5 separate regions of the Mus musculus genome follow, and regions 1, 2, 4 and 5 are each linked to region 3. Evidence: chromatin loops called from intact Hi-C (ENCODE). Cell type or tissue: heart. All regions are shown on one strand. Each heading gives the region's core, and the rest is flanking DNA. Links, peaks and the distances in the headings are about the cores only.

Evidence for each region. Hi-C counts contacts between places; a loop is a spot of excess contacts. Peaks named below come from ENCODE experiments on the same cell type or tissue, not always from the same donor. Only the 100,000 strongest peaks of a DNase experiment are listed, where the experiment ranks them.
Region 1: it touches region 3 in a loop (3.0-fold over the local background); 2 of 42 quality-filtered maps call a loop at or near these places.
Region 2: a loop joins it to region 3, with 8 times the contacts of the local background. A loop is called at or near these places in 3 of 42 quality-filtered maps.
Region 4: it touches region 3 in a loop (2.3-fold over the local background); 7 of 42 quality-filtered maps call a loop at or near these places.
Region 5: a loop joins it to region 3, with 4 times the contacts of the local background. A loop is called at or near these places in 3 of 42 quality-filtered maps.

The regions. Positions count from the first base shown.
Region 1 is chr9:90,266,113-90,272,033 of GRCm38, forward strand. It overlaps Tbc1d2b (TBC1 domain family, member 2B), which reads right to left and starts at 4,657. Exons shown (of 13, transcript NM_194334.2): 1 at 4,240-4,657. The coding sequence starts at 4,599. In heart, for the core only: no CTCF peak of the experiment used is centred there; DNase peaks (open chromatin) are centred at 3,339 and 4,679; H3K4me3 peaks cover 2,465 bases; H3K27ac peaks cover 2,346 bases.
Region 2 is chr9:90,196,563-90,202,483 of GRCm38, forward strand. Adamts7 (a disintegrin-like and metallopeptidase (reprolysin type) with thrombospondin type 1 motif, 7) reads left to right here. Exons shown (of 24, transcript NM_001326351.1): 23 at 438-600; 24 at 3,152-3,540. The coding sequence ends at 3,309. It overlaps Tbc1d2b (TBC1 domain family, member 2B), which reads right to left. Exons shown (of 13, transcript NM_194334.2): 13 at 5,485-5,921. Among named protein-coding and RNA genes, the nearest start is that of Adamts7, 37 kb to the left of the region's middle. In heart, for the core only: a CTCF peak has its summit at 2,507; DNase peaks (open chromatin) are centred at 929, 1,429, 2,089, 3,249 and 2 weaker places; H3K27ac peaks cover 1,132 bases.
Region 3 is chr9:90,111,203-90,117,123 of GRCm38, forward strand. Morf4l1 (mortality factor 4 like 1) reads right to left here and starts at 3,618. Exons shown (of 12, transcript NM_024431.3): 1 at 3,334-3,618. The coding sequence starts at 3,373. In heart, for the core only: a CTCF peak has its summit at 2,680; DNase peaks (open chromatin) are centred at 2,679, 3,529 and 3,929; H3K4me3 peaks cover 3,711 bases; H3K27ac peaks cover 2,410 bases.
Region 4 is chr9:90,159,255-90,165,175 of GRCm38, forward strand. It overlaps Adamts7 (a disintegrin-like and metallopeptidase (reprolysin type) with thrombospondin type 1 motif, 7), which reads left to right and starts at 3,724. Exons shown (of 24, transcript NM_001326351.1): 1 at 3,724-4,060. The coding sequence starts at 3,991. It overlaps 9430062P05Rik (a long non-coding RNA gene), which reads right to left and starts at 1,182. Exons shown (of 2, transcript XR_003948203.1): 1 at 1,149-1,182; 2 at 1-119. In heart, for the core only: a CTCF peak has its summit at 3,542; DNase peaks (open chromatin) are centred at 3,567, 3,987 and 4,227; H3K4me3 peaks cover 2,264 bases; H3K27ac peaks cover 1,808 bases.
Region 5 is chr9:89,704,848-89,710,768 of GRCm38, forward strand. Tmed3 (transmembrane p24 trafficking protein 3) reads right to left here and starts at 196. Exons shown (of 3, transcript NM_025360.2): 1 at 1-196. The coding sequence starts at 78. In heart, for the core only: a CTCF peak has its summit at 2,274; no DNase peak of the experiment used is centred there; H3K4me3 peaks cover 460 bases; H3K27ac peaks cover 482 bases.

The DNA of each region.
Region 1 (5,921 bases), core at 380-5,379, 150 kb after region 3:
ATTAAGCTGAGAGCCGCTCAGCTCCAGGGAATGGGCACTTCTCTCACAAAACGGGGCTGAAGAGTAGGGATCCGTAGTTGTTCAGTTACGTGTGATTCGGAAACGGACAGGCAACACACACATGTCCACGTGAGCACCAAATGCTTACAAGAAAGGGAGAACACGGAGGAAACTCTTTTGTGGCCACTATGATGATATATCCTGCTCCAAGGACTGCAGAGATCAGCTAGGGCAAGGACGTCCTAATTTTGCCCACATTCAGTCACATGCTTTCTTAACTCCCAATACCAGTTCAAATCTAGAAATATCGGTATGCCTCTGGTCCCAGGAAAGTTGGAAAAGAAGCCTCTAGCACCCTGCATACACTCCACAGGAAGCACCTGCCTCTTCTAGGCCTTTGCAGTAGCTTCTACATTAAAGCTAAAATGCCTCCAGCTAGCAGAACCAGACAGGACAAGGTTCTAGGTACTCGCTGCATTACAAGGGACTGAGTGAAGGCAGAAAGCCACTAGACTTTACCTAGTCCAAAACAAGACAGAACCCAAAGTCTGGAGAGAAGATTTGCCAAAGCAGATAATGGGACTTGAACACTCCCCGTTGCCAGAGACTCTGCTTTCAGATGGCCTGAGTCTAGCCTTGTGATCTCAGGCAGATCCTAGCCCCTTCTCAGGCCTCCTTTCCTGCATCTGTAAAATAGGGCTCTGGACCAGATCCCTGACTTTAAGAATAGAGGAGTTTACCAAGAAATTCCAGTCTCAGCTTTCATTAAGACTTAAGCAGTCAGGCATTTTGAAAAAGCCCAATGAAGCCACAGCTTCTCCGGAGAAGGCTGCAAGATGCTTAAAATAAGAAACACATGATGATACGTAATAAGCAAATCACTGCTTTTCTTCTCTTTTTAACTCATCCTTTCCAGAAGAAATGGCGCCTGCAGTTATATGCAGACTCGAACTGGAGCAGGGATAAGCCCTCACCGGCTCTTTGGAAACCGCGGTCTCTCCTGGCCTTTGTGTTAAGCTTCCATGCTCACGGGAATCAGATCACATGAGAAGGAGGATGACCGGTCCTTTCCCGCTTTTCCAATGTACATTTTTTACTCTAGCAGCTCAGGAGGAACTACTGTGTCCTGAAGTTCTCCTTGTGTGTATATGTATGCATGTATGTATGTATGTGCCTGTCCCTATGCTTATGAGAGAGAGAGAGAGAGAGATTAATTAATGTTGGATGTTTTGAGATAGGGTCTCTTGCTGTGTCTAGAGCCCTCAGTTGACTAGACTGGTTAGCCAGGCAGCTCCAGGGACCCTGTTTCTCTCCAGCAGGGTTATAGGTACATTGATGCCATGCCCAGCTTTCACTTGGGTGCTGGGGATCAAATGTAGGTCCTCTTAAGCAGTTCTTCCCAGTCTCGTAAAATCCACTTAGAGAACAAAGCCACCCTGACTCTGGCCCCTGAATCTCAGATGCCCTTCTCTTCAGGAAAGCCCTGCCTTTTCCCATTCCCACCACCTCTGTCAGACCAACACTCTAACTTTCCATAGGAAACCGTCTTGCATGAGGGCTGGAGAAACGGCTCAGGGGTTAAGAGCACTTGCTGCGCTCGTAGAGGACCAGGGTTCAGTTCCTAGCAATTCCCTGGTATTTCACCACTGTCAGTAACTCTGCTTCCAGATCTGATTAAGTCTTCTGGTCTCCACAGGCACAGCACACACACACAGGCACGGCACACTTTCATAAATGTAGGCATAAAATAAAAGAAAGTTTAAAAAAAAAGGTCTGCATGAATATTCATGAAGCCTGTGAAAATCTGAATGAAAATCAGGTGGGTCAGTAACCCATGAGAACGTGTCCCCCTCCTCCTCTTAAAAAGGCAAAACAAAACAGTATCAGGGGCCAGAAGTGTAATAGCTTAAGAGCACCTGCTTTTACAGAGGGCCCAGGTTCAATTCCCAGCACCCACACTGCAGCTCACAACTGTAATTAACTCCAGTTTTCAGGTTTCTTCTCTGGCCTGTGCAGGAACCAGGACATATACATATACTCATATATGTAAAATAAAAAAAGTTTAAATCTTTGCTCTCAGGAGGCAGAGGCACTGAAACTCTGAGTGCAAGGCTGACCAGGGCTATGGAAGGATACGTTGTAAAACACAATCAACCCTGGTGCAGCTATGACCCAGTCTCAGGTGAAATGCCTTGCAGAGCCAGAGTAGAAGCCCTAGAATATCCATCCCCTTCCATAATCCTATCTTCCTATCAGAGTTATCTACCACCCTGAAACCAGGGCTTGTCTCTATGACGTAGCTTCCCAACTCCCTGCAGGGCACAGCATAGATCCTTAAGGTTGATACTGCATATAAACTTCTTAATCCTTACATAAAAGGTATCATTTCTGTAACTTATTCCTTGCTCAGTTTTACATTTGTGACAGACAGACTGACACATACAACTCTGATTTCCTGTTTATTACCCATAACATTCTGTTATATGACCAGAATGACTATTGTTAAGTAGTCCCCAATTAATATTTAATTCAACAGACTATACCACATATTCGGTCAAAGACAGTGCCTGCTGTTTTAGATGTCTGCCAGGTAGTGCTTACAACGTGCCAGCCTTTTTCCGTAATGTTTCCTAGAGCCCTTGCTGCCATCCACAGGGCGGGGGGAGGGGGGGGTGGGTGGGTGGGGGCGGGGGAGGGGTGAAATTCCTATTAGACCAAAGCAGGAACTAGACAGAGAAGTGATAAAATGTGTCCAATCCACATGGTTGATGACTCAGGCTGCAAGTTCAAATCTATCCAGGTCCAAAGCCGTCCATTAAGCACTGTAACTTCACTTAGGCAGATGCTGCCGCTGCTTAGATGCTTTTAAAAAATGAAAGACCTGGTAGGGAGAGAGTTCTAAAGCTATCTGAGAGAATCTGAAACAGGAAGCTCAGTTTTCTTTTTTTCACAGGCAATTCCACCGGAAATTCACCAGGGTCCACATGTACACAGAGGGCAAGCATCTGCCTCTGACAAAGCTCCCTGTGGACGCTCTGGGAGCCAGTCCCAAGTTTACACAGACACTGAGTTACCTCAAGTTGAACTGCAGGCCTGCTTGGCTTCCTTTAGAGAAACATTTTATGCATCTGCTAGTGGGGGGGAACATCACAGCATCCCCCCCCCCTCCACCCCTGTTCCCCCAGTCAGACTCTGCTGAGTCGACAAAGCTCTGAGAAAGGGCTTCAGGGAACAGCTCCAGCTGCTGCACGGTCTGCAGAGCTCAGGAACAGTTGCATGCTCACAAGGCCACTCTCCACTTGGCCAGCTTTGAGAGGGCTGCTGCTTCAAGCCCAGCCCTGTGGCTCTGGAGAAAGCCCAGCTTGCAAGACGGAAGAGAAGCCAGAAAAAGGAGGGTGGAGACTCAGGGAACCAAGCGGGGAGCAAGGCCCAGAGTGAGAGGCAGCCCAGCCCTAGGCCAGGGGTCCAGGCCCTTGGGTGCTCCAAACAGGACCATTCCTAGGAGATGTCAAGGTCCTGGCCTTTAGAACTCTCAGCAACAGGGAAATGCTGCCCCGGGACTGGTGACCATTGCCAAGCCTCCAATACTCAAATCTCTCTGGGGAAGCCTAAGGAAGCCTCCCATAAGCTGAAGCAACCCCTCCCACCTTTTCCAAGAAGCAAGAGTGGGCACTGCTGGAGTACCCCGACCTCTCTAGAGGGGGCTGTGGCAAATTAGTTCCCGGGGCCCTGGTATCACTTGCCTCTGGCTATAGCACTCAATGTACCATATTTACTAAACACTTGAGAGTGGAAACCACTTAATCCCAATACTGTTGTCCCCACTTTACAGAGCAGGCAGCTGAAGCACAGAGGGGTCTTTCAGAGGACCCAAGGTCACAGGAGGAGTTATAAATTAGGCAGGGATGGAGGGTGGAAGCCTGCAACTGTGGGAGGGTCTCCCACAGCATCCAAGGAATGGTGAGCGTGGACACAGGAGGGAAGCGAGGAAAGGCGTATCGGGAGATAATGGGTCAAAGTGTCAAAAGATTAGCTGTGTAACCCCCAACCCTGACTCAGCCTCATAGTCCAAGCACAGGTAAAGGGCAAAAAAAGATAAGAATGAGGAAGGAATCAGAGTAGGCAGTGGCAAAGAGAGGCTTGGGCAGGACAGGAGGAGGCCTTTGGGACAAGGAAGGAAGGTGGAGGGGGAAATCTGCTGACGGGACACGAGTGGGCACCGGGGCGCGATCGTCCCACCTTGAGCACGGTGACTGCACCGGCGCTGTGCACCTGGAAGTGTGTGGGCGGATCTGCTCCGGGCTCCGCAGCCTCATCGCGGCCCTGGTAGCTGAAGCAGGCGTCGGCGATGTCCAGGTGGCCGAGCGGCAGAGCGTCCTGGGGACTCTTGAAGTAGTAGAGGTAGCAGCGGCGCGAGTCAAACACGAACCAGCGGCTGCGGTAGCCGCGCAACGGGCCCTTGCCCGACAGCTTCTGCAGGTAGCCGCACAGCCGCGAGGGCTCCCGTCCCGCCACCGCCCCAGCCTCCGAGCCTGTTCCCGGTACCGCTCCCTCACCACCACTGCAGCTCTCCTCCACGCCGTCCCCGGCCCCCGGCATGGCCTGCCGCCGGCGCCCGCGCCCGCGCTCCCGCCCCGCGCTCCTCCGGGCCGCCGCCGCAGCGCCCACCTCCCCGCGCCGCGCCCTCCGCAGGGCCGTGGCGCGCTGAGCAGCCTGGGACTTGTAGTCCCGCCCCCGCCGCGCCCCCGCAGCGTGGGTAGCCTGGGTTCTTTAGCGATCCAGGCTAGCTCCACCCGTCCTCTACTAGTTGTTTTTTTGGGCATTCAAGGTCCGCCCTATCCCGGGAGAAAAAGTTCTGTTTCTTTATGCGAGCGTGGATTCCACGAGTGGGTTTCTAAAAAAAAACTAAGGAAAGTCTACTTAACACTGCCCTGAACTCCGAATAAGCTTTGATTTTAAAATCCGTGTCCAGCCAGTCATAGGCTCATACTACGAAAATGAGAGCGCCTGTTGCCTGGTACAGAGTGGGTGTTCGGTAAATATTTGTAGAGTTTGTGAATGGAAGCCAAAGTATGTACTGCCTCTCTACATCCTGGTTTGTTCACTGAATGAAAAAAAATTTATGGAGGGCGTTCTGTGTAGGATTCACACACTGGAGACTTGGCAGTGACTTCCTAGCCTCATGGAGATTATATTCTAATAAAGCACAACAATAATTCACACATTTTAAAAGGCAAACAAATAGAAGTTGTTTTGCTGCACAAATGCCCTTATGACCTGGAAATAAGGATGGTTGCTTAAAATACCACTGTGCTGGTAGTGTTTTGTTGTCTTGACCCAAGCTATAGTCCTTTGGGAAAAAGGAATTTTAATTGGGGGGGGGGGGAAGCTGGCAAGTCTGGGAGGCATTTTCTTGATTGATGATTGATGTGGGAGGGTCCAGCCCACTGTGGACCGTGCCACCCCTGAGCAGGTGGTCCTGGATGAAGTAAGAAAGCAGGCTGGGGAAACAGTGACGGGCGAGTCATAAGAGGGCAAGCTGTGTGGAGCAGTCCTCCATAGTTCCTGCTTCCAGGTTCCTGCCTTTTGGTCATGGTTCTTTATTACAGCAATAGAGACCCTAACTATAAGACATCACTTGCCAGTGATTACTTGAGGGTGTCGGGAATGTAGGACTGAGACAAGCTCTCTCCACATAGCCTGGGCTGGCACTGAGCCTTGGATATCTTCCTGCCTCCACCTCCCAAGTGGTAGGATTACAGGAATGTGCTAGCCCCACCCAGCTTCCTAGTACTTCCTGTATCAACTTATTTGAACCCTCAGAACAACCTCACAAGGTGTTTTTAAGTGCTTAACAAAACAAAACATAGTAAAAGGATGGAGTTTGTAAAGGAAGATGAAGGTAAGCTACTTTTGTAGGT
Region 2 (5,921 bases), core at 274-5,273, 85 kb after region 3:
CTTGCTGGGCTGTTTTTTCCCCCTTCATCTTTAAATTGGGGGCAGCATGGAGCGAGGAGTGGACAAATCTGAACGGCAGAGCCTGTATTGTGCCAGCAGAGATTAAACCTGAGAACAGGCTGACTCAGGGTGGGGACCACACCTGAGACACGCTTTCTCTCTCTGCTGGTAGCCACACCTTCTGTGTCTCATGGGTACCATGGTGCCTCATCTCAGGGTCTGCCTTCTCTGTGCAGGCATCCTGTGTGTGTTTCGCATCTCCTCTTACTTGTATCTTGCCCTCATTGCAAGAACAGATACCCCCAGTGACAGTGGGGAGGTCAGCACTAGGCTCTAGTCAGGGATGGCTTCCTGGAGAGGGTGGTACTGTCCAGTGATGGGCAGTCCCCGACTGTGATGGCTGGTCCTGGAGACGTTCTCTCCTCTCTCCTATGCAGTGCTCAGCCCCCTGCGGTGGTGGTGTTCAGCGGCGTCTGGTCAGATGTGTGAACACTCAGACCGGCTTGGCAGAGGAAGACAGTGACCTGTGTAGCCATGAGGCGTGGCCTGAGAGCTCACGGCCATGTGCCACTGAGGACTGTGAACTGGTTGAACCCCCACGTGAGTGTCTCCTTACTCTTAGGGATGGTGGGATAAGGGGAGGATGGCTAGGAACTAGAGAATCGTCGGTCCTAGAACAGCTGCTGTTGTTTACAGTTGGCTCAAACCCCATGGTCACCGTCACTGGGAGGCCACAGGGTGCCAAGGTCCTAAACTGGGACTCAGCCAAGGGGAATCCCAAAGATTCAAGCATCCTGTAGGCAGCTTTGGTAGCCTCGGGAAGTGGAAGGAGCCTCCTGACTCCAGCAGTGGCAAGCTTTTCTCCCTTGGGGTCTTAGTCCCCACAGTGAAGGGAGATGTCCTTGGGCTGTGGGCACTGCCTATTCCTAGGAGGATAACTGTCCAGAGGTGGCAGTGGGCCACAGGAAGGACTCTTTCCCAGGGTGGTGTTGCTTCTGCTGTGTTTCCTGGCCAGCTGGGCCATTATGGAGGAAAGGTCTGAGCCAGAGGTAGCTCTGGAAATCACCTCCTTCCTGAAGCTCCAGCTGTCCCCAGCAGTGCCGAACACAGGAAACTGTGTGGCCCTTGAGTCACACCTGGGTACCTGTCTCGGGCTCTGTTTCTCTATCTGGATTGTCATTTCCTCATGCATAAAGGGATGGTCAATCCTTATTCTTGTATTAGTGGGGTCTACCGGTGAAAGGCTCAGTATTGCCCGTGAAGGCTAGGCCGCTTTACCCCCTCCCTCCCATTTTTGGCAGCCATTACTGTCTTCCATTGCAAAGGCATGGGGAGTCTGAGGCCACCCCTTGACACCTGAGGGAACCTAAGAGCTTGCTTGGCATTTACCTACTGGTTCTATGCACCTGTCCCCAGGACAGTTTATGGCTGGGCGTCAGCCCCGATCTGCTTCTCCCTGCTCTGCACAGCCTTCACTACCAGCAGCTGGTTCCTGGTGGTACTGGCTCAGGACCAGAGCAACTTCTGCTCTGCCATTCTGCTCTGAATCCCATTGCCTCATGCCGGGGAGATGTTAAGCCATCCCTGCCTGTTTCTCTCTCATCATCTCCTTCCATTTTTCCCACAGACACTCAGCACAGCTAAGCTGGGTGCTATACCACAGTGCTTGCCTTTGGGGCTGATAATGTCTATGGCTCTCTTCTGTTTCTCTCGTCAAGCTCAGGGTTGGCAGAGAATACGGTAGCTATGGTCCCAGGTGGTGCAGATAGGGAGAGGGCAGGAATTCAGGCTCTATCCGAAATAGCGTGGCTCAGGAGGCTGTGGGTTTGCAAGGTCTCCAAGAGGAATGGGAAGGGTGGGCTTAGCAGGGACCCAAAGCCTATCCATGTGAAGGGCCTCCCTGTGCCCCTACCCGCCTTCCCAGCACCCTCCCCCTCTCAAGTAAAGGGAGCCAATCAGGGAAGACTCTAGGATCGCAAGTTCCTGGAGCTTCCAGGATGTTTTGATGGTTTGTGGGATTGTTCAACAGGACATTTGGAAATCCTGGAAACTCCAGGGTGTGTGATCACCGTGGCAAGGCAGCTCACATGCCGGGTCATGTGACCTTCCCCAGGGAGGTGGGGGCTGTTATCAAGAGGAAACCTTCACTCAGTGCTTAGGTCTGCTGGAGGTCACCCAGGGGAACTAGTGTGTCAGTTTGGAGTTGCTGCCGAAAGGATAGGGTGGAGGGGCTTGTCTGCTGTCTTGTTCCCTCCGCTGCACCTGGGGATGTCCCAGACCAGGGCCCACAGCTGCCCTCCTGTGCTTCCTCCCTAGGGAATCTGCAGAAGTAAGCAGGGGTCTGGGCAGCTGTGGCTTCAGCAGCAGCAACAGCAAAGCAGTAGCACTGGGAGGAAGGCCAAGGGTCTGGACGCAAGCCACTTTCCAAAATAGTCTTCCCGGGAGAGCCAGCCAGGCCTCAGATTGTGACAACTAGGGCTGACGACTCTCCCTTCCCTGTGCCCTGCCACCAGGGGCCTGACCCAGGCTTTGGTTCCTACTGATGATCTCTGTGGCCTTGGCCAAGTCCAACTTTCTGGGCTTCACCACCCAACAAAATAGGCTGTCCTGCCACACAAAGGTTCAGGGTGAACATGGTCCACAGGAGACTGGGAGGGTGTGTGTGTGTATGGGGGTGGGGCAGTGATGACAGCAAAGGCATGTGGGACCAATGGAGGTGGCAGACTGTAGAGTGGATGCATATTAACAGTGTCTGACACACTGACAAGTGGTGGGCCTGATCCTGTCCAGTACCAGGGGTGAGCAGGGAGAAAGATGGGGCCGAGAGGTTTACATCGCTGCCAGTAGGCTCTTGGGTATCTTCTGAGGTGGTAAAGGATGGGGTCTTTGAACTTTTCTTCCAGAAAGCTAAGTCCCAACACTGTCAGTAGTTCAAGGGCAGGTGAGGCAGGGACAAGAGCTGGGGACCTGGGGTTCTGATTCTGGGGCTATCCTTCAGAAACCCAGTTTCTTGTTGGTTGCTATTCTTCCTAAGGCAATAGGGAAAGGGGCTTTTCAGTTGAATCACGGGGTGACAAAGTGTGGTTCTGGAGGCCATGCCCACTGATTCTGACCACTGCACCTCCTCTCCTCTCTTCCCTTCCCATCCCAGGTTGTGAGCGGGATCGCCTGTCCTTCAATTTCTGTGAGACGCTGCGCCTGCTGGGCCGCTGCCAGCTGCCCACCATCCGCGCTCAGTGCTGCCGTTCATGTCCCCCACTCAGTCGTGGTGTCCCTTCCCGAGGCCATCAGCGGGTAGCCAGACGGTAAACCGAGGAAGGCACCATTAGAATGCACAGACTGACCCTTGACACACAGACCTCAGTGCCCCACCACAGGCTGCGGTGGAGCCCCCTGCTCCTCGTGCCCTAACGGTGCTAACCCCACCCCTGCACGGTGGCAGGCTGGGGACCCCCTTTCCTTTCAGAAAAGGTATTTTTTTATTCTAACAGTTTGCACATTTGTTATTATTTTACATAAATGAGTATCTACCCTTTCAGAGTGGTTTGGCCTTGTCTTTGGATCTGGAGACTCTCCAATGTGACCCCGCCCTACCCACCTCTTGTCAAATGGCTACTACCCTGTCCCCTGTTGGAAGTCAGAGCAGTCAGCAGCTTCTCTGTTTCTTTGGGGGCAAATCAGCATAACCAGCACAGAGGCCATGAAAAGCAGCCTAATGTAGACACGCAAGGTCTTGAAGGCGGTGGAGGTGGCTTCTAGGGAAGCGGTATCCCCAGAGGGTTACATGGTATGAGCAGGAAGGTCTTTGCAGGAGGTACAGGTTGGCAAGAGATCCAGGGAGTCCTGTTCAATGTCCCTGATCATTCTTCACCTCTGCCTGCTATCTTCCATGAAGGTCCTCAGAGACCTGTGTTTCACAGAAATAGAGGCAGGTGTACTCATGCATCAAGCTGTCCTGTCTCCCATGGGGACTACCTGGGGCATGATAGTAGGTAAGGCTCAGATGTGCTACTTGAGAGCGGCTGGGCATGCAGGTACTTTGAAGAGGATCCTGGTTAGTGATAGGGTATTAATAACTAAGCCTTCCTCCCAGGCTAGGCCCCTGACTGCCCTTTCCTTCTGGCTGTGAGCCATCTTCAGGAGTCTTCTGGATGGCATTATGGGTCCTCCTCCAAGTTTGAGGCCCTGAGGTTCCAGGGGGGCACCTGTCCCATTTTATTTGCCAGAGTGAGGTGCACGTGGAAGCATGAAGGCACTCGGCCACTGAGAACATGGGCACACTGGAAGTCGCTCCCTGAGACTATGAAAGGGCATCAGGGGGGTGGACCCAGTCAGTGTTACGCCTGTCCTGTGACTTGCTCTACCTAGGAGTGGGGAGACTGGAGTGGGGGTTGGCGCTCTCAGGGGTCAAGATGTTCACCCAGCTCTGGGTTCCATATGCTCCTGCCATCTCATCCTGAAGTCAAACAGGTGAGAAGGTCACAGTGGAGGGAAGGGACTGGCCCAGGAGTACATACCTAGGAGGTACAGGCTCAGTATAGCTCTTAAACCTTGAACCCCTACCTCCTATTCTGGGCTCCCGGTACATGGCTCGGTCAAAGTCAGGCAGTCTATCAGGTCACTCAGGAGAGCAAGTCCCTGGTGGCTTGTGTGCGTCCAGGCACTACCATGCTGTGGGTGGAGAAGCTTATTGGATTTGTTGCTTACTTGTGCCTGCAACAGCCCCGTGGGCCCAAAGAGGCCCCAGGGATCCACTCTGAGTAATGGCTTCCTATAACCTTGCCTAATCCACTCCCATGGCAACTCCTCACAAAGATGGGAGCAGAGCCATTTCCTTGCCCAAGACTCGTACACAGCAGGGGCTGGCACTGTGGCGGAGCCCTAGGGTCCGTGACCCAGCTCTGGCCTCTGCCATTACTGTAGTAATGCTGTGTGGCCTTAGGAGCTCCCCTGGCCTTGCTGAATAAATCTGTCTCCCAAAGACCAGCAGCAGTGTAATAGGTCTAGGCCTACACTGAAGAGCCCTGGTTGAACTCCCCTCCCACCCCCCCCTCCCACCGTCGGAAAGACATTTGGTCCTAATCATTCTTGGTTTTTTCCAGAGATGTCTGGGGGAGTCCCTCGTGGCAGCTGGGCCTGAGCTGTCCACACAGACAGGAGGCAAACAAGCCGTGACTCAGGCTGGGCATGCACAGCTGGTGCAAAAGGGTGCCTATCTCCCAAGGGGGGAGGTGTGGGGTGGGTAAACTGTCTGGAAACAGGCAGCATTTCACTTATGACTTCAGCCTCTGCCCATAGTTCACCCATGGTACTCAGGGCAACTGAGGCCTACCAGTGTCAAGAAGGGCACCCTGTCTCCCATTCCAGTGGAACCAAGAGAAGACACATAAGAATCATGAGGCTGGCAAACTGGAGAAGGCCCTCATGTACACCCCATACCACAAGACCACGTAGAGGCTTCTGTCACAAATGACTACACCTACCTTTTGAGGCAGAATGTAATAAAAATTAGTTTATTTCTTCCTTTACAAGTCTACATTTAACTCAAGGATGAGCAGGGAAGCTGCTGTGATATGAAAGGACAGTCATTTGGCAGTGTGCCCTCAAGTCCCCTAGTTGCCCACAGGAGCAGAGCCTCATACATCGGGCTTGCATCTAGCCTCTGTCTTCGAGGACTTTCCTGACCAGCCACCCACCCAGAGGTCGCTGCATCAGGACACCCACTGTACTGAGGGAGAGGGGTTTGTGCGGTAACATAGTGTGGTAACCTGACTGGGTACTGCCCAGAGTACTTCCTGTATCAACAGACCACAGCTAACAAACACCAGAGAAGTACATGCTGACCAGTGACTGCTGTTCGGGTGTTATCACGGCTAGAAGTAGCCCCTGAGGCTACCTGGGTGAGCAGAGGAGAGGGACAG
Region 3 (5,921 bases), core at 528-5,527:
TTTATTTTACATTATTTTCAGCCTACTTGCTTTCTACACATTTCACTTAAGTATCCAAACAAGTATGTGACTATAAAATTTAATCTAGTCTAATGCTGGAAAAACTACCACATTAAAAATTACATCATAGGCCGGGCATGGTGGCACACACCTTTAATCCCAGCACTCGGGAGGCAGAGGCAGGTGGATTTCTGAGTTCAAGGCCAGCCTGGTCTACAGAGTGAGTTCCAGGACAGCCAGGGCTACACAGAGAAAAACCCTGTCTCAAAAAACAAAAAAACAAACAAAAAAAAATTACATTATAAAATATAAAAATATATATTATGGGCCTGCCATGGTGGCATACAACTTTAATCCCAGCGCTCAGGAGGAGAGGCTGGTAGATCTCCAGTTCAAGGCCGGTCTGTTCTATACCCAAGACTATACATGGTGAGACCCTTTCCTCACTCTTAAAATGTGCCCTTAAAGCATCTGTTTGCTGGCTCTGTTGTGTGCTAGGCATTTCACATTACTAAGGGATGCATAGGCAATCAAATGTTTGGATCCTTTTCTGTGCTCTTACTTCCCAGTAAGCAGTAAAGAACTCCTTGTGAGTGTTCACAAAGCAGGATCCAAACAGCAGGAACAAGTGTGTAAAAGTAGTGATACATGTTGTTCGCCACCGGTGGAACACAGAACAAACATGTGAAAGTAGAAGGGAGATGCTGATCCTGACCACCTTCTGGATTCCTACCACCATATCTAACGACTCTGTATCTAATGATCTGTGCATGCCATGGGAGCATTCTTCAAACTCATCCTTAGACTCGAGTGATTTTTAAGCTATTTTTTTCATAAGCTTCACCAGAGACCTTTACTGTTAGAATTCTAGAATAAGGTCCAGTAACTTTAACATCATGGCTCTATAAAATTCTGTACCACTCAACTGTTGAAAGCATCACTAAACCTAAGCCCACATTGAATAAAGATGGATAATTGACCAGACTTTCTTTTCCAACAGTCCAAAGCTAAGACCCAAATAAATGGGTAGAACATGCTACTATTAAACAGAAGCACTAAGCTCAGATCTGTGATTACTGATTTCACTCCAGGTTATCTTTTAAACTAATCTGAAATACCTTTTTAAAATTGGCTGCTTCAGCTAAAAACTACACTAAGTAAGGCTCTTTGAATAATGAAAATTTACACACACACACAACTAACTAACTGATGTACATCAGTCTAACAAGTGGAAAGGACAAATTAAGAAGGCAGTTCTCCATCCTCAGATCCACTCTACTCTCAAATGACAAAAATCTTGCCCTGGGCTGATGAATTTTTTAAGAACACACCACCACCACCACCACCACCACCACCACCACACACACACACACACAAGGAACTGAGAAGCATTTCTATTCCCAGCAGGCCCAGTTCCTGGAAATCCAATGCCGCCTTCTGGCTTCTGAGGATACTCACACACATAAAATAATGCAACACAAACATCAACAAAATGGAAAGTTACCACCTTTCACTATCAAAATTCTACCAAGATTTCAAAATAATCCCATCAACACTGTTTCCTTTCTAGATGTTCTCTGGGTTATTATCAACCATTCTTGATTTCTAGTTTCTAACATCAACCAAGGATTTAAGCTTTTGTGCTCTGACAATCAGAAATCTATGGGCCTCTTGGCATGCTCTGCTACATAAAACATCAAATTACAAAGGAAACCAACTGTTTCGCAGAGTTGGCAAAACTACAGTGTACACCATCTTACACTATCTACAAGTGAGGACCAGCCAGCTCAGTGTCTTCCATAGTAGCTAACTCTTCACACTAGTTTTTGAGATGGTCGATTACTTTAGCTGTAGCTCACCCATGGGCTGACTGGACAATGAGCTAACAGAGATCCATCCACCTGCGCAGGTCTCCACACTCCCTGAACCTCCACTGGGTATAGAGCAACACCCCGTTCCCCATACACACACAAGAGTTTCTCTGTATAGTTCTGGATGTCCTGAAAAGCTCTAAGTAGACCAGAATGGCCTCAAACTCAGAGATCCGCCTGTCCTTGTACATCGATTAATTAAAACGTTTCGATTTGGAACTTGAGACTTTTAAAAGTCTGGCACTTTACTGGTTAAACATCCTAGAACAGGAGTTACGCAAGCGCCTGGACCCAGCATGTATGATGATAAACACAGACGGCCGTATCTGGCAGTAACAAGTTTAAAGTGTTCCTTTTTATGCTTATAGTTTTATTTCCTTTAGTATATCAGTAAATCACCTCGACAGATGAGTTGTGAGAACCGAGTAACTGCTTTCCATTAGCAGTAACCGTTCATCAGCAACGTTCTCAGTCAAAGCCAACTAATAAGCGTTAGCTTTCAAATCGCCATTAAAATCGAATACTACTACAACCAGTCAAGCAACTACTGTATTTAAAAATGACAAAGAGGCCATGCATCTCAAGATGGAAACGCCCTAAGGAGGAACTAAAAACTGTTTCCACGAGAACCGCTCGGCAGAGCACAGAGTACTTAAAGGGCCCTGGCGCACAGCTCCAAAAACAGCAAAACGATGCCCTCAGGCAACAGCAAGCCTAGGAACTCGCTCGGGCGGCTCCAGTTTTATTTTTTTTTCTGTCCCCACCCATCACTCAGAGGCAAGAGGAGGAACTGGTCTGCGCGTGATCGCCGTGCCAGGGGGCGCTGCATCTGGCCCGAAGCTGCGTGTAAGCTGCGAGACGCCGGCAGCCATGATGGCGCGGCCATCTTGCCGCGGCCATCTTACAACGCAGTTCTCCCGCCGCGGGGCGCACAGCCCACCCCCCATCCCCTGTCCTCCCAACAGCAGAACTCCACACAACGCCGAGACAGAGCCGCTCGTTTGTCCAACAGCCTCGAACCTTCGGCCCACAGTCGCCCGCGCGGCCCGCGGCCGAGAGCTAAGCGGGGAGGATGCGCTGCCGCTGCTCCCCTCCCCCACGCCACATCACCTCCCAACCGTCGCCGTCGCCATCGCTCACCCGCCCGCCGGGCACCTCCCTTCAATAGACTTTCTCCGCTCTCGGAAAAACAAACAAACAAGCGCCGAGGCTCTGCCACACGCACGGAGATGCCCTCGGCCCTGGCCGTGGCCGGGGGCTCGCTTTCGCGCCACCGAGCACTGTCGCGGATGACGCACTGAGATTACCCTCCGCAGTGCGCCTTTCCCCCTTACAAAGCAAGGCCTGCACGGTTTCCCCCGGCCGCAAGCCCCGCCGACCCCGACCCCCAAACCTCCAGCGCCCTGAGTCAGCCTCTCTCCCGTGCACCGTTAGATGCCTCTCCCCAAAGCGGCACACTCACCCTCCTGGAATTTCGGCTTAGGGTCCTGCTTGGGCGCCATTTATAAGTGATTCGCCGCCTCCTCCTTCTCCCACCACCCCCGACTACCGCCCCCTACTCTCTACCCCACCCAACTCAGCGTCAGACGCGCCGTCGGCCACAGCCAGCTCTACATCCTGGGCGCGATTTGCCAGCGCCGCCTGACCTCACAGCACCGCGACCCGCGCAGCCGCCGCCTCAGCCAACGGCTAACCGCTACGCACACAAGCCTGCGCCCGTGCCGCCCAGAGGCATGCCGGGATTGGTAGTTCGACCTCGGATGACGCCAGCAGGGTGGGGGAGGGGAGTGGGAGACAATTGCCCCCCCCCCACGCCCGCGATCCACCACCGCCCCTGTCCCCAACCCCAGCCCTCTAAGTATCCAGACCCCAGAGGCTTGTTAAAACCCAGATTTTTATTTTCTGTAGGTGACAAAGAGGAAGGAATAAGTAAATCACTAGCTAGTGACGAAAGGATGGGAAAAACTCAAGGGGGGCAGATGCTTAGATAGGAAATGAAGCCAGGTAAATGTGGTGGGGTGTTGAAGTGGCCTGAGGACAGGACTGTCTCTGCAGCCTGAGTTCCACGGCATCACCAGGACTTGGCCTAGGAGAGCGCTGGAAGCCAGAAATGAAGCTAGATGCGAGTGAGAAGGTGATCCTCTCCAGAAGCTTCGGTGTCTAGAAAGCCATGCCCTGTTTGAGGGAGTTGGGGGTTGGGAGGGGGTGGGGGTCCGGTTCCCATGACTATTTGTAGATTGCAGCTTCTGACTCTTGAAGTACTTAGTCTCACTAAAGGGGGCAAACCTGGATTGCTGTCAAAGTCAAGGTTCCATACTTAACCCCTTTGTACCATCTTTTGCCATCTTATTTCTTTGGGGTAGTATTGGATGTATACTCAAAAAAAAAAAAACCCAACCCACAACAACAACAAAACCTCTCTTCACATTGTTCCTATGTTCAAAAACTCCTTAATGTACTCTGCTGTGAAATAACACTGTACCCCTGTACCCACTAAATTACATGAATTGCACACAAAGGATCAGAGCTGTTAATTAGGGAGATAAGTCAGAAAACAGTCACCCTGATATTTGAAGCCCTTCCACACTTTGTAGCTACCTAATTATCCTAGGCAAACCTTTATGTCAAAGCCTTTTCTCTTTTCAACAGAGTCTTACTAAATATATTTAACCCTGGCTTGCCTGGAACTGGCTATATAGACTGAGAGGACCATGAACTCACAGTGTCTAGCTCCTGAAACTCTGTCTCTATTTTTTTTTCAGTTATTTTTTTTTTTTTTTTTTTTTTTGAGACCAAGTTTCTCTGTGTAGCCCTGGCTGTCCTGGAACTAGCTCTGTAGACCAGGCTAGCCAAAACTCAAACATTTACCTGCCTCTGCCTCCCAAGTGCTGGATTTAGAGGTATGCACCACCAAACCTGGTTCTGATGTACTTTAAACTACTTTGTGAAAAGTTTTCTCAGGTTACATTTCAACCAGCAAGTTGAGGATACCTGTTTTCCCACATCCTTGCCACACATGTTATTTCCACTCTCTGATTTTAAATCAACAGAAGTATGTTGTGCAGAAGAAGCTAGGTATAAGAGTGAACATTTTCATCATTGATTCAAAATCAGGACAGCAGCCAGGCAGTGGTGGCACATGCCTTTAATCCCATCACTTGAGAGGCAGGCAGATTTCTGAGTTTGAGGCCAGCCTGGTCTACAGAGTGAGTTCCAGGACAGCCAGGACTACACAGAGAAACCCTGTCTCGAAAAACCAAAAAGAAAAAAAAGAAAAAATCAGGACAGCGTTCAATTGGATGTCCAGGGTGGGTAGAGGGAGATAAATATGAAAGAGGTACTTTTCCACGGGTAACTTTGATGTCTCCATGATGTCGCCCCCAGAGTGATAGTTAATGTTTCCTTTGCTGTTCATTGTTGAACCAATAAAGTCCTGTTAAGTACAAGAAGAAAAAAAAAAGGGCACTAAGGAATCTTGGTTTTTAGATCTTTTATGATTACGTGAATTTTGGGGCATGTCCAAACATACACATAAATTAATAATCTTTACCATATCTACATTATACCTTAATAACAAATTTTAAAATTTATTTATTGTGTGTTATGCAGCTGTTGGAGGTCAGAAGACAACTTGCAAGAGTCAGTTCACTCCTATCATCTGGGTTCTGGGTATAGAACTGAGGCCATTAACCTTAGCAACTGGTCCTTTTATCCGTGGAGTCAGCTCAACAAAAATATGTTTATGGTCGTTTAGAAAGATTTCATTATGGGCTGGAGAGATGGCTCAGTGGTTAAGAGCACTGACTGCTCTTCCAAAGGTCCGGAATTCAAATCTCAGCAACCACATGGTGGCTCACTACCATCCTTAATGACATCTGACGCCTTCTCCTGGTGTGTCTGGAGACAGCTACAGTGTACTTACATATAAAAATAAATAATAAATAAATCTTTTAAAAAAAGATTTCATTATGAGGACTGAAGAGATGGCTAATCAAGAGCACTAGTTCAGGGCCTGGGTTCAATTCCCATCACTCACAGGGCACCTCAGGG
Region 4 (5,921 bases), core at 666-5,665, 48 kb after region 3:
TAGTTTTGGAAGCTGCTTGCCTGAACTTCCTGCATCCTCAGGTAATATTGATTCCTTCTCAAGTCGCTGATGGGGTTGAAGACTAGATAGCTGTAGTCTCACAGTTAAGCTTATGTTGTCTAGGATTCAAAAGGATGTTTTTAGATCTAAGAAGATGTTTTTAGGTTAGTAATACAAGTTGTTGGTTATATGGGTTATTAGTTATTAATAACCTATATTTTAATTAGTAGTACAAGTTATTAGCTATATAGTTATATAATATATGTTAGTTATATACAGGTACATAGGCATATCCAAGTTATATAGAAAATTATTTAGGTACAGAATTCAAAACTTACCAAGATAGGATAGATTTTAGAATACTTTACCAAAAACTTACCAGACAGACTGGACATTGTAAATGTAATTCCTACTTAATAGTTTTCATAGTTGTTTCATATTTGTTATATGTCATTTATTAGTGTAGAAGAAAGAAGCTTTCCATTTAGGCAAAAGGGGGATGTGTTGGGGATTCATCTGGTGCTGTGTATACAAAGGCTAAGTTCTGAACCCCAAGATCTGGTTGTCTCCAGGCAAGCAAATTCTCAATTACACCGGCTTTGTTGTATAAACCTCACTTCCAATGTAAAGCTATTGGCTGAATAAAAGTGGCTACATTCAATTACTGGGGAGAATAGAAGTAGGCAGGGCTTCAGTTACTGGGCTGGGGGTCGAAGGTAGGCACCACATCGAGAAAGTCCGGGAGATACCGTGAGAAAGAAGCTCCTGCAGAGAAAGCCATAAAATGCAAGCATCTCTGGGATTCTGGCTGGGAGATAGCGAGTTAGCTTAGAGGATTAAAATAGACTAATACTGCTCAGTTGTTGTGCCTTTAAAGCTTGTTAAATAAAATGGTCCAGTCTCAACTATTTGCTAGCTAACTGGGTAAGAGGAAAATTGTAACACAATTGTTAAAAAGCCACTAACACCACTGTGTTCAGTCTAGTTTCCAAAGAGGTTTACAGGGAGGGTACTCAGTGTATGTGGACAGAATATAGACCAGGATCTGGGACATGGATAGAAACAGGAGGGAGATGTTGATAGCTGTGGACTTTGAAAATACAAATTTTAGGAACTGGAGAAATGGTTTAGTGGTTAAGAGCACTCACTGGCTGCTATTCGAGAGGTCCCAGGTTCAATTCCCAGCAACCACATGGTGGCTCATAATCGTCTGTAACTCCGGTTCCAAGGGTTCTGACTTCCTTCTGGCCACTCTGGGCACCAGGCACCCTGCTGATGCACAGACATACACGTAGACAAAACATCCAGATAAATAAATAATAAATAAAAAGAAAATAGAAACATCAGTGTGGCATTTCCCCCAAGCCTCTAGTCTGTTGCTTGGCCTTGGAGACTGACTAAAGAAATAAGGGAAACAGGTTATGTTGGCCAGGAAAGGCTATGCTGTGCTGGGTGTGAGGTTCATAAAGACCAATAAAAGCCAGCCTTAGTAGTTCACAGTGGTGGGACTGGCAGACCCATACCAGGCAATGGCTGGTTTGTGTGATTAGGGCCATGAAAGGGTATTCTGGAACCCTGACGAGGCATTGCAAAGACTTTCTGGAAGAAGTGATATAAAAGCTAGGCCTGAAAATTTGACAAGTATGTGCCCACCTTTTTTCTTTCTTTCTTTCTTTCTTCCTTTCTTTCTTCCTTCCTTCCTTCCTTCCTTTCTTTCTTTCTTTCTTTCTTTCTTTCTTTCTTTCTTTCTTTCTTTCTTTCTTTCATGCAGTTGTTTCTGTCTGGTCATTGTTGTTCACAGATCAAATGGATATGTAATCGTGGCAGCTTTCTGTGACCATCACATAGAAAATAGATCTCTGTTTTCAAGCTGTTTATTTTCCTCAGTGTGCTTCGTGGTGGCTGGTTCCATTTCAACATTTTCCTATGTGCTTGTTATGTGACTTCATTCAGAGTCTGGACTCATTGATTTTTTTTTTTTTTTTTACAGCTGCATCCCTTGGTCCTGCAGCAAAACCTAGCACTTATGGACTTATGGACTGAGCAGCTTGCTAAGAAGAGGACATGTCCAGGATGCAGTGGCCGATCAATCTAAAGATTTCTGGCTTTGAGGCTTGTATGAGGGTAGATGAGGGACTGAGGAGGAGGCAACTGCTATGAACAACCCTCTGGAGAAGCTTGAGAAGAGGGCAGAGGGACAAGTAGGAGTTACAAGGGATGCGTAGCCACAGGGGGTACATCAGTGTCTACTAGGGATAGAATGTTTTAGACTGAGGGTTAGTAGCTCATGGAAACCATGGACAGAAGAAAATATTGGAACTGAATCCTTTTGGGAAGACGGAGGGAGAGGGTTGCAGAGTCCTGGTGAGATCATTTTCCAACAGTGCAAAGTGTTTGCTCTGCATATTCAGAAAGAGAAAGTAGGTGCCAGCTTTCCGTACCTTTGCACTGGGTGGGAGATGTTCAGGAAGATGGGATAGCCTTTGTTGTTCCTGCCACTGTCAGAGGTGGGGGGGTGGGGGGGGAGAGGGAAGATGGAGCCCGAAGAGGTCAAAGGGTAAAGAGAAGAAAGATGACAAGGGACTAGAGGACACAAAACGAAATAAACCAACAACAATCTCCGCTGCAGGGGATGTCACAGCCTCAGGTGGTACCAAGACCTAAAAGAACTAAGATGGAGACATTGAGGATGACTGTGAGGAGAGCAGATGTCGATGCATTACACACATCTCCCTAGAGCTAAGAGAGCCGGACAGCAGAGAGATACAAGTGAGCTCTCTGGTAGGAGAAACACCATGAAACTGCCAATGAGCCGTATGGGTCCCTGTGTACCTTGGTGGGCACAAAGAGTGGCCAAGGGGGAGAAGAAGGATTGTACAAGTACATCACTGTCAGGGTAGAACCAGGCTCAGTGAAGGTGTGTGTGTGTGTGTGTGTGTGTGTGTGTGTGTGTGTGTGTGTGTGTGTGTGTGCGCGCCCGCGCGCGCCCGCGTGCATGTTCTCCTGAGTCTGCTCCTGGAAGTATAGGCTAAAGGGGATGTGGATTAGGGCCACCAAGGACAGAAGATTTTTAGGAATATGAAGCAAGGTTGGCTGGCTTTCAGGCTACCAGGGTCCCTTCTGAAAGTCTGTAGCCACTGTCTTGGCCCACCAGAGTCTCTAGGCTGTTGGCAGAACGCTGTGCCGAGTCCAGGGAAAACAGACATCTGAAAGCATCTGGAGGCAAGGAATCAGCGAACTGCTGCCCAGTCTAGAAGGGCCCAAGTCTTTCTCCTAGGTTGACTTTGGACACAAATCTAGAATCCCCCGGATCGTGCCTCCTTGCTGTGCCATCTCCGTTCCTTGGGGGTTTCCAGGTTTCTTTCTCTGAAGGGCAGGCATTCTTTGCCTGGGACGCATACCCAAGAATGTCTCTTGAAGCATAGATAGTGACAAGAAACTGCAGAACTCCAGATTTTTTTTGGGAGGGGACGGGGGGGGGGGTAGATCTCGGAGGATACAGACGGCCTGGGCGCGCACCACCGCCAGGGGGACGTCTGTAGCCCTGCGGGCGGTCCGGAGCCTGAGTTGGTAGGGTGGGGACCGTGCTCTGCAAGAGGTGGCCCGCCCGCAGGGCGCTGAGGCCTGGCGGGGGCGGGGCGAGACCGGTGGGGGCGGGGGCAGGAGCCCGCCGGGCGGGGCGGGGGTGGGCGCCCTGCTCCCCCTCCCGCCCTCCCTCCTTCCTTTTCTTTCTTTCTTTCTTTCTTTCTTTTTTTTTTCCTGGGCTTCTCGCTCTCTTTCTTTGCCTCGGCAGCTGGCTGAGGGGGCGGGCCTTGCAGTCTTTGTTGCCGGAGGAGCGAGTGCAGCTGCCCGGCGGCTAGAGTCAGGACCCGGACCTTGGGAAGAGTTTAAAGCCAGGCATGTCCTGAGTCGGACCCAGGCCCGGCTGGGACGCAACGGCGTAGACGAAGGAGTGCACAGGGGTCGTCCTGCGGCCACCCCGTCCGGGCCATGCACCGTGGTCCGAGTCTCCTCCTGATCCTGTGCGCTCTGGCGTCCCGCGTCCTCGGACCTGCATCAGGTGGGTGGCTGAGCCTCTGGGACCCGTCTGACCCTGCCACCCTTTCTGCAATCCCAGCCGCTTCTCTGTGCACCCCGCGCAGGACCGGCTTACTCTGAGACTAGGGATCAGCTGGGGTCGTGTTGGCAGCTGAGAGAAGCTGCACCTACCGGGAGCCATCCTTCAGTTGTCCACTCAGCTGGCATCCGGGACTTGCCACTGGAGTGAGCTTGCACTCTCTTCGGGCTTCGGCTTCCCTGCCGCGCGTGCTGCGCTGAGTGCATCTTTCCCAGGAGAGCGCTCCTCCGAGTGGGCTGGACGATTCGCGCGAGACGGCTTCTTACACACTCCTTCGGGGTGACTCTCCTGGAAAGCAAACTAGCCAGGACGCTGCTGGGGACCGCGCCAGGTCGCAGGTCTACCGGGGTCCGCCGCCTCTCCTCCCAGCTAGGCGGACGTGGGGGTCCGAGTCCCCATCGCCTTTGCATTTCCTGTTTCCCCCTCCCCCAAGTGTTCAAGGGAGGGGAATGGGGGAGCCTGAGCTTCTTCCTCCGCCCTGGGTTAACTCTCCCAGCCCCGCCTGGCCGGCCGGCCTCCGACGAGCCTCTGGCCAGCATCCAGGCTCTTGTTTGGCCGCGACCTGCGTTGTAGCGCGCTTCTGGAGAGTCCGGAGCAGCGGGCCTGGGACTGTGAGAGTCAGGGATGTGGAAGACCCCAGAGCCCGTGTTTAGCACGCTCCAGGCCAAATGGGGGCTGGTTATGTATCTGCAGGTGAGGGATTCAAGGGTATGACAGGGGTGACGGGACTGGAGGGATGAATGAACTCTTGAGTGAGTTGGACCAATATGCATGGGGCAGGGGTGACCTCAAGGAAGATCTGCCCTGAGCCTGATTAGGCCATTTGCCATCCTGGTCAAGATACTGTAGCTGTGGGCCTGGATGCCAGGGACATTTAAAGCACCGAGGAGAACAGCATTTTGGGATTAATCTAACAGTAACATTCGAGAAGTCTGGGTGTGTGAGTGTGTGAGTACCTGCTGGGACCTAGCCTTAACACATTCTTATTTCTCAAAATCTGTTATCAGAACTGCAAGGCAACCAACATGTATAAAAAGTTCTTCTATGGGTATGGAAACAGGTTAAAAGATTAGCGTGAACTGTCAGAGGGGGGCAGTGGAAAGAGAAAGCAGAAACATCCCTTGCTCCTGGGCCCTTGGAAGGTGTGTGTGGTCAGGGGAGGTCCACCTTTTAGGGTTTTTTAAGAGGTCCGAAATACTGAAGATCAGTTGCTTATTACTGGGTAGTAACTGCCAAGTAGTGGCCATTATCTTTATTACTCTGTTAGACAAACGCCATAGGATTTCTTTGATGAGTCTTTGATGAGTCCTGCTATTTGGATTTGTTGCCTGGGGTGCCAGCAGGCCAGTCACCCTCTCTTCACTAATCTAGACTCTGCTGCCCACCAGTGTGGAGCATGTGTCTCTGTAATCCCTCTAGATATGTAATATGGGGCCCTCCTGTTTCTGGTCTCAGAATTTCTGACTCCGAGGATGTGGACTTTTTTTTTTTTTTTTTTTTTTTTTTTTTTTCTGAGCATGGGCTCTTGCTACTGAATGGAGCATCAAAGAGCACGGTCTTGGCTCAGGTTTTAGGAGAATTAGGACTAATTTTTTTTCTCAAGGTCTCCTGGGTTGCCCAGCTGGTCCCCCCCCGCCGCCCCCCATTGTATTTTCCTCTGCATTGCTCTGTGAGCCCTGAGTCTATGTACTTCTGCAGGTCATTTGAAGGGCTGGATTGTAATTTAGTGAAGTGAGGTGAAGGTTAGTACAATGTTGGCATTTCTCTGGCAGAAGCTCTGAAGTGGGAGTTGTCACCTAGGGGG
Region 5 (5,921 bases), core at 257-5,256, 410 kb before region 3:
CTCGGCCCGGAGCAGGAGCAGAAGCAGCAGCTGTAGCAGCATCTGGAAGGATGAAGCGTGCGGAGCCTCGTGGACCATGATGCTCCGGGCCTAGTCCTCTCTAGGCTCCCGCGCAGCGACAGCAGGGACAGCAGGGAGAGGGGAGGGGCCCCCTGAAGAGACGTGGCGCGAGCTCAGCACAGCGGTTCCGGGTGGCGGCCACTCCGCGCGCAGCCGCACACCAGAGAGGTGGGCGGGGAACCTTTCCGCCCGCTGCGCAAGCGCATCACTGAGTTTAGGCGCTATTGTATTTGATGCGGCTCTTGGACTCGGGTACTTCTCAGTGCGTCCCTTCAACTCGGAAACCGTTGGGCTTCTAGTCTGTTTCTGACTTGCTGTCACTTAGTGTCTGCCACGTCTCCGGAGAAATCCCGGACGTAATGAACACATTCAGTAGTTAGGAGGACTCGATGGACTAGAAAGGAACCGCAGGGAAGGGAGGCGACGGATCCTCCACTCCCCCCTCCTACCTAAGGTGAAGAAGTGTTCAACAAAGTAAACCCCATGGCTACACTGGGGGAAAACAGGTTTTCTTGCACACAGACTCCCTTCTGGAAATAAAAGCATCTAAAGGATTTCAATTATGTTTTCGCATTCGGGTCACATTGAAAATTTTTTCAGAGAGAATCTGCCATCCCCTTTAACTTCTAAAAGTGTTGAAAGACAAGTTGATTTATTGTCTTATTCATGACAACTGCCCTAAGAAGGATATATATGATTTTATGTTCACCATAGTCCATAAACAAAGAGACATTACATGTTATAATATTTGCTGATACATAAACACTTACTGTCAGTAGAACATTATTAGATATGGTGAATCTTAATTTTAACAAAGAATTTCACTACTCATATATACTACCACATAGATAAAATTGGCATACACTACCACTGGCCATACTGGATCCTGTATCAAGGAGCTAATGTGCATGAAAGCAGCACCCATAATATAATTATTAATAAAATGTACTATCTCTGTGCTAGATTAGATGTGAAAGAGGTGTTGAGCTGTGTGCCTTGGGGCTCCTTCCCTGCTTGTCCTATTTAACATTGACTTATATTTCTTATTTTCAATTATGTGTATGCACATGTGTGTATATGAGTATGTATATATGAATGCAGGTCTCCAAAGAGGCCAGAGGCTTTGGATCCCCTGGAGCTAGAATTGCAGGCAGTTGTCACTCATTTGATAAGGCTTTTGGGACCCAAACTGGGGTCCTCTAGAAGTATTCTTAACCAGTGAGCCATCTCTCCTCCAACTCTTAACATTTTTAATGAAGAGTATTTGAAGATGTGAAAGTTATAATCATCTAACTGGAAAATCAAGTGAAGAAAAACAAAACAAAACAAAACAAAACAAAACTGAAGTTCCCACAAGTTAAAGATGAAGCGCTACATTTAAGTTCCAGGTGGTGGGGATGGGGGTTGGGAGGGTGGGGGAGGGAGGGGGAATCTGCAGTGGTTCAAAAGAAGAGGCCTGGTTTCACAGCTCTTTAAGTTGGAGCAGGCAGAATTGGAATCAGCATCAAACTACATATAAGACAAGAGAAAATGCCTGAGTTTTAAAAAAATAAATTATTGCCTTAGCAGACAGTGATCAGGTGGTACCTATTGTATTGTTTTAGGAGAGCTATTTTCCGTTTGGGGCACTAGTCAAAGGAATGTGATTAGGAGGAAGCCAGCATAGACATTGCCAGGAAGCTGACTCAAACAGAGAATGCCCAAGGGAAAATAAATAAATAGCAGGACTTAGCATGGAAGCTAAAAACCAATAGGAAATGAAAGCTTTAAAAGTGTGCGGGCACTAACAATGTACCAGACACACTGTCATCTCACTATTCAACTCAACATAATTTATATTAATTGAGTAACCAGCTCAACATAGTTTATATTAATTAATATTCACTAGTAGCCATGTCTTTAAAAAAAATAAGTTTGCTCCTATTTGATAAGGAGCCCGGGATGTTTAATTCAGTAGCTCTTGTCATTGTTCACTTTTTCTGTGTGTCAGCAGCTTGAGCCAGCCTCAATTTATAATCTCCATGGTTTTGTGAGTCCATGGTTTTGGACAGTTGAACGTCAGGCAGTCTTCCCTGGATTTGCCCATGATGCTACATTCATCTAGAGTCCATCTGTGCTGGGCTGTGCAAGATAACCCCACTGGCATGTCTAGGGCAGATACAGGTTACTGGCTCTAATGCCTTTTTCTCTTCCAGGCATTCTCTCACCACTAGGAGGCTACTGCGGGAAGTCATCTTGCCTGCTTCTGTGAAAGCCTGCCTGTCAGGCAGAGTCAAGTCAGACCAGGGTCTACAATAAGAGGGGATATACTTGAACTTCACGGCAAGGGGCTAAATGTTCTGTTAATCTTGGAGGAAGGAACAGCAGGATTAGGAAGGCTTCCGGATGGGTACAGATATCAAATGTACATCATCCATTGTCTCTGCTGGCTTGTGACTTTGTTTCCCGACATACTGTAAGCCTAAGAGAATTAAACTCAAGACTGGACAGCCCTCCTCATTTCTAACCTTTGTCTATGAGTCTTCTTTTCCATCTTTCCTATAATCCTCACGCCCCTCTCAGAGGATTGCTGGACTTCCTACCAGCCAAACAGGTACAAGCTAGGCTATTATGTGACATACTCAGTATTATGTGACATACTCAGAGAAATATCCCAAAAGGACCCAGGCACAGATAGCAATGTTCTCTAAGAGCTAGGTTTCTGAATTCTTTCAATATCACTTTCTATACATTTTACTGGCCAATAGAGTCCAACGCTGATCTAGATATAAGAAGAAGGAGAAATAGATTTTACCCCTAAGGTGAGATGTTGTTGTAAAGAGGGAGCCTTTGGGGATGGAAGGCATTTTGTGACTGTTGAATAATCTTCTACAATACTCAAGTTCACCTGTCTCATTAATAGCTAAGCCGGAAGCTGAACCCAGATCTGCACGGTCCTGAAGGCTATATGAACCCCAACAAGCACACTGCCTCTACAAATCCTTTGGGATCATTAGTTCTCTGTGTTCCATGTGGAAAAGTTGGGTGCTAAGCATGAATGACACTGAGGTGTATCTCAGTTCAACATAAGAAGTATCTATCGGGAAGAGAGTTAATGGGCAGCACAGTTTCTACCCCTGCATATGCTAGAGCAGAGACAGGTGAACAGCCATGTTCTGAAGATGCTGTAGAGATGATTCATGAGCTAAGTGTAATGTTAGACAAGTTCTAAAGTGCCTTTGAATTTTTATATTCCATCATATGTGAGAAGTCCTAAAATTAAGAATATCTGAAAGAAAACAAAAACCACATCTGTCTGCCCTATTCCTGAGGTGACGTGTGAAATTCTTTTGGTGGTGCACATCTTTAATTCCAGCACTGGGAAGGCAGAGGAAGGCAGATTTCTGAGTTCTAGGCTACAAAGTATCCTTTTTGTTTGTTTGTTTGTTTTTTGTTTTTTTAAAACAGGGTTTCTCTGTATAGCCCTGGCTGTCCTGGAACTCACTACGTAGACCAGGCTGGTCTAGAACTCAGAAATCCGCCTGCCTCTGCCTCCCGAGTGCTGGAATTAAAGGCGCGTGTCAGATGCAGAAAAGGCATATGAGAAAATTCAATAGCTGTTCGTGGTTCAAACTCTTGGTGGCCTTAGAATAATAGATAATTTCCTGATTGCCATTAATATCCTTTAAAACTGGACCAAACTTCATGGTTCATGATAAACACTTAAATCTTTCTTTTTGGAGCTTGAGAAATAGTTCAGTGAGTATTAATGCTTGTTTGCAAGCGTGAGGTTCTGATTTCAGATCCCAGCACCCACAGAAAGATAGCTGTGCATGGATATGTGCATGCCTGTAACATCATCACTGTCCAGGGCAGAAATAGGAGGATCTATAGGGTTTACTGACTGCCGCCTCATCTCCAGGGTCAGTCAAAGACTCCTTCTCAAAGGAATAAGATGGGCAGTGACAGTTCTAGACACTAATGTTTTCTTCTGGCATTCACTCACACAGAGAAGCTTGCACACATGTACATGATGTGAGCATATACCACATACATTTGCACACCATACACACACACACACATACACACACAAAACCTTTCCTTTCCTTTGAAGTTGAGGTTACAACATAAGAGTATACTATTACAATTGAGATTTTCATTCAATTACAACCAAGAAGATAAGGCAAGGGAAAGAAAGACAGGGGTGGGCATTAGAAAAATAAAAGCCAGAATTGGGGTGTCACTAAGTGAAAGAAGCCAGAAACTTACCCAAGGATGCTTTAGGGATTCACATTATGAACTTTTGTTGAATTAGTCATTAATATTTTATAGTTCTGTGTTTGTTTCTGATCTCATAGTTATAAACGTTTAAAAGTAAAATAAGGCGAAACAGGCTATGTAAGATGACCTCTCTGTGCCATTTCATCCTTACCCCACATAGCAGGAGCACTCTCCAGCATACTGCTAGGATTCTGAAATAAAATCAGCATTTATCCATAGATGCAACTGATGAGAAAGAAATATGGATGGATCTGAAAATCATTATATTAAATGAAAAGAGCCATGCTTTCTAATATCTTGATCCAAGTATCAGGAGACTGTGTGCTGTATTGGGAGTAGCCTGAGCATATAGAAAACCTCAAGACCCACCCCCACAGTAACACTTGTCCTCAATAAGGCCACACTTACTCCAGCAATACCACACCTCCTAATAGTGCCACTCCCCATGGGCCAAGCATTCACACACATGAGTCTATGAGGGCCATACCTATTCAAACCCCGCCACATCACGAAACTAGAAAGGAGTTCATGAGATAGGGGAAAGAGGTTTTGAGGGAGGGTGACTGTGGGTCCATGTTCTCTAGTTGAACTCATGTGATTCAAAAGTGGAAAGAGGAATCCTGGAGGTGGAAGGGTTTAAGCATGAATAGTGGGCAGGGAGACAAGGGAGAGAGAAGAAAACTTGGGGAGGAAGCATCGACCAAGAGTAAATATTATGAAAATATAGTCAGAACACCTGATCCACTATGCATTCATTTTCTTTAAATGTCAACTGGTAAAGCAACAAAAAGAAATAAATCCATGTAGCCACTATATGGATATTGATAGAAAATTCACCAATAACTTAGTGTTAGCATGGAATTATAAGCAATAATTCTTAAAAACGGAGAAAGTAGAAAGTGTTTGCAAACTAAATTGCAGGGTATGTTGGTGTCAATGTTGCTTTCCTAGGACTTATCAGCTTCTACAGAACAATTCTTTTTGGAGTTGCAAAGCATTTTTAAATATTTTCAAATATTTATTTCTATTTTCTGTGCATGAATGTTTTCCCTGCATGTATGTGTACCATACGTGTGCCTGGTGACAGGGCCTTGGATTGGGCACTGAGAACAGAACCTGGGTCCTTTACAAGAGCAATAAGTGTTTTTAACTTCTGAGCTATCTCTCCAGCCCCTTAAACATCCTTTCTATTAGAAGAAACTATCCTGTCTTGTACTGCTGAACCAAGAGGGGCAGGTATTCCCGATCCCTGTTCCCTGATCCTAACACATATGAGTGTGGATCAAAGGTTCTGCCAACTGGTTGCTTTTGCCTATGAATCATAAAGTACATAAAGAGCCCTGAGGTTATGAGAGCGTATACCACAGTGTCAGCAGTGCTTCTTGGGGAGGTGGCCCCTATGACATGTTTTTAGGAATGAATTTGGTTACTTACCTTTCTTGATCCCAGCTCCTCTGTGAGACCATTTCTATTTTTTCCCATTGGTTCAATAGAGTTTGACCTTGTTCACTGAAATGCAGCTTGAAGTCTTGGGAATTCATCTCTGTGGTAAGTGGTTGCCTCGCATGTGCAAGGCTTTTGGTTTAATCCCCAACACTGGG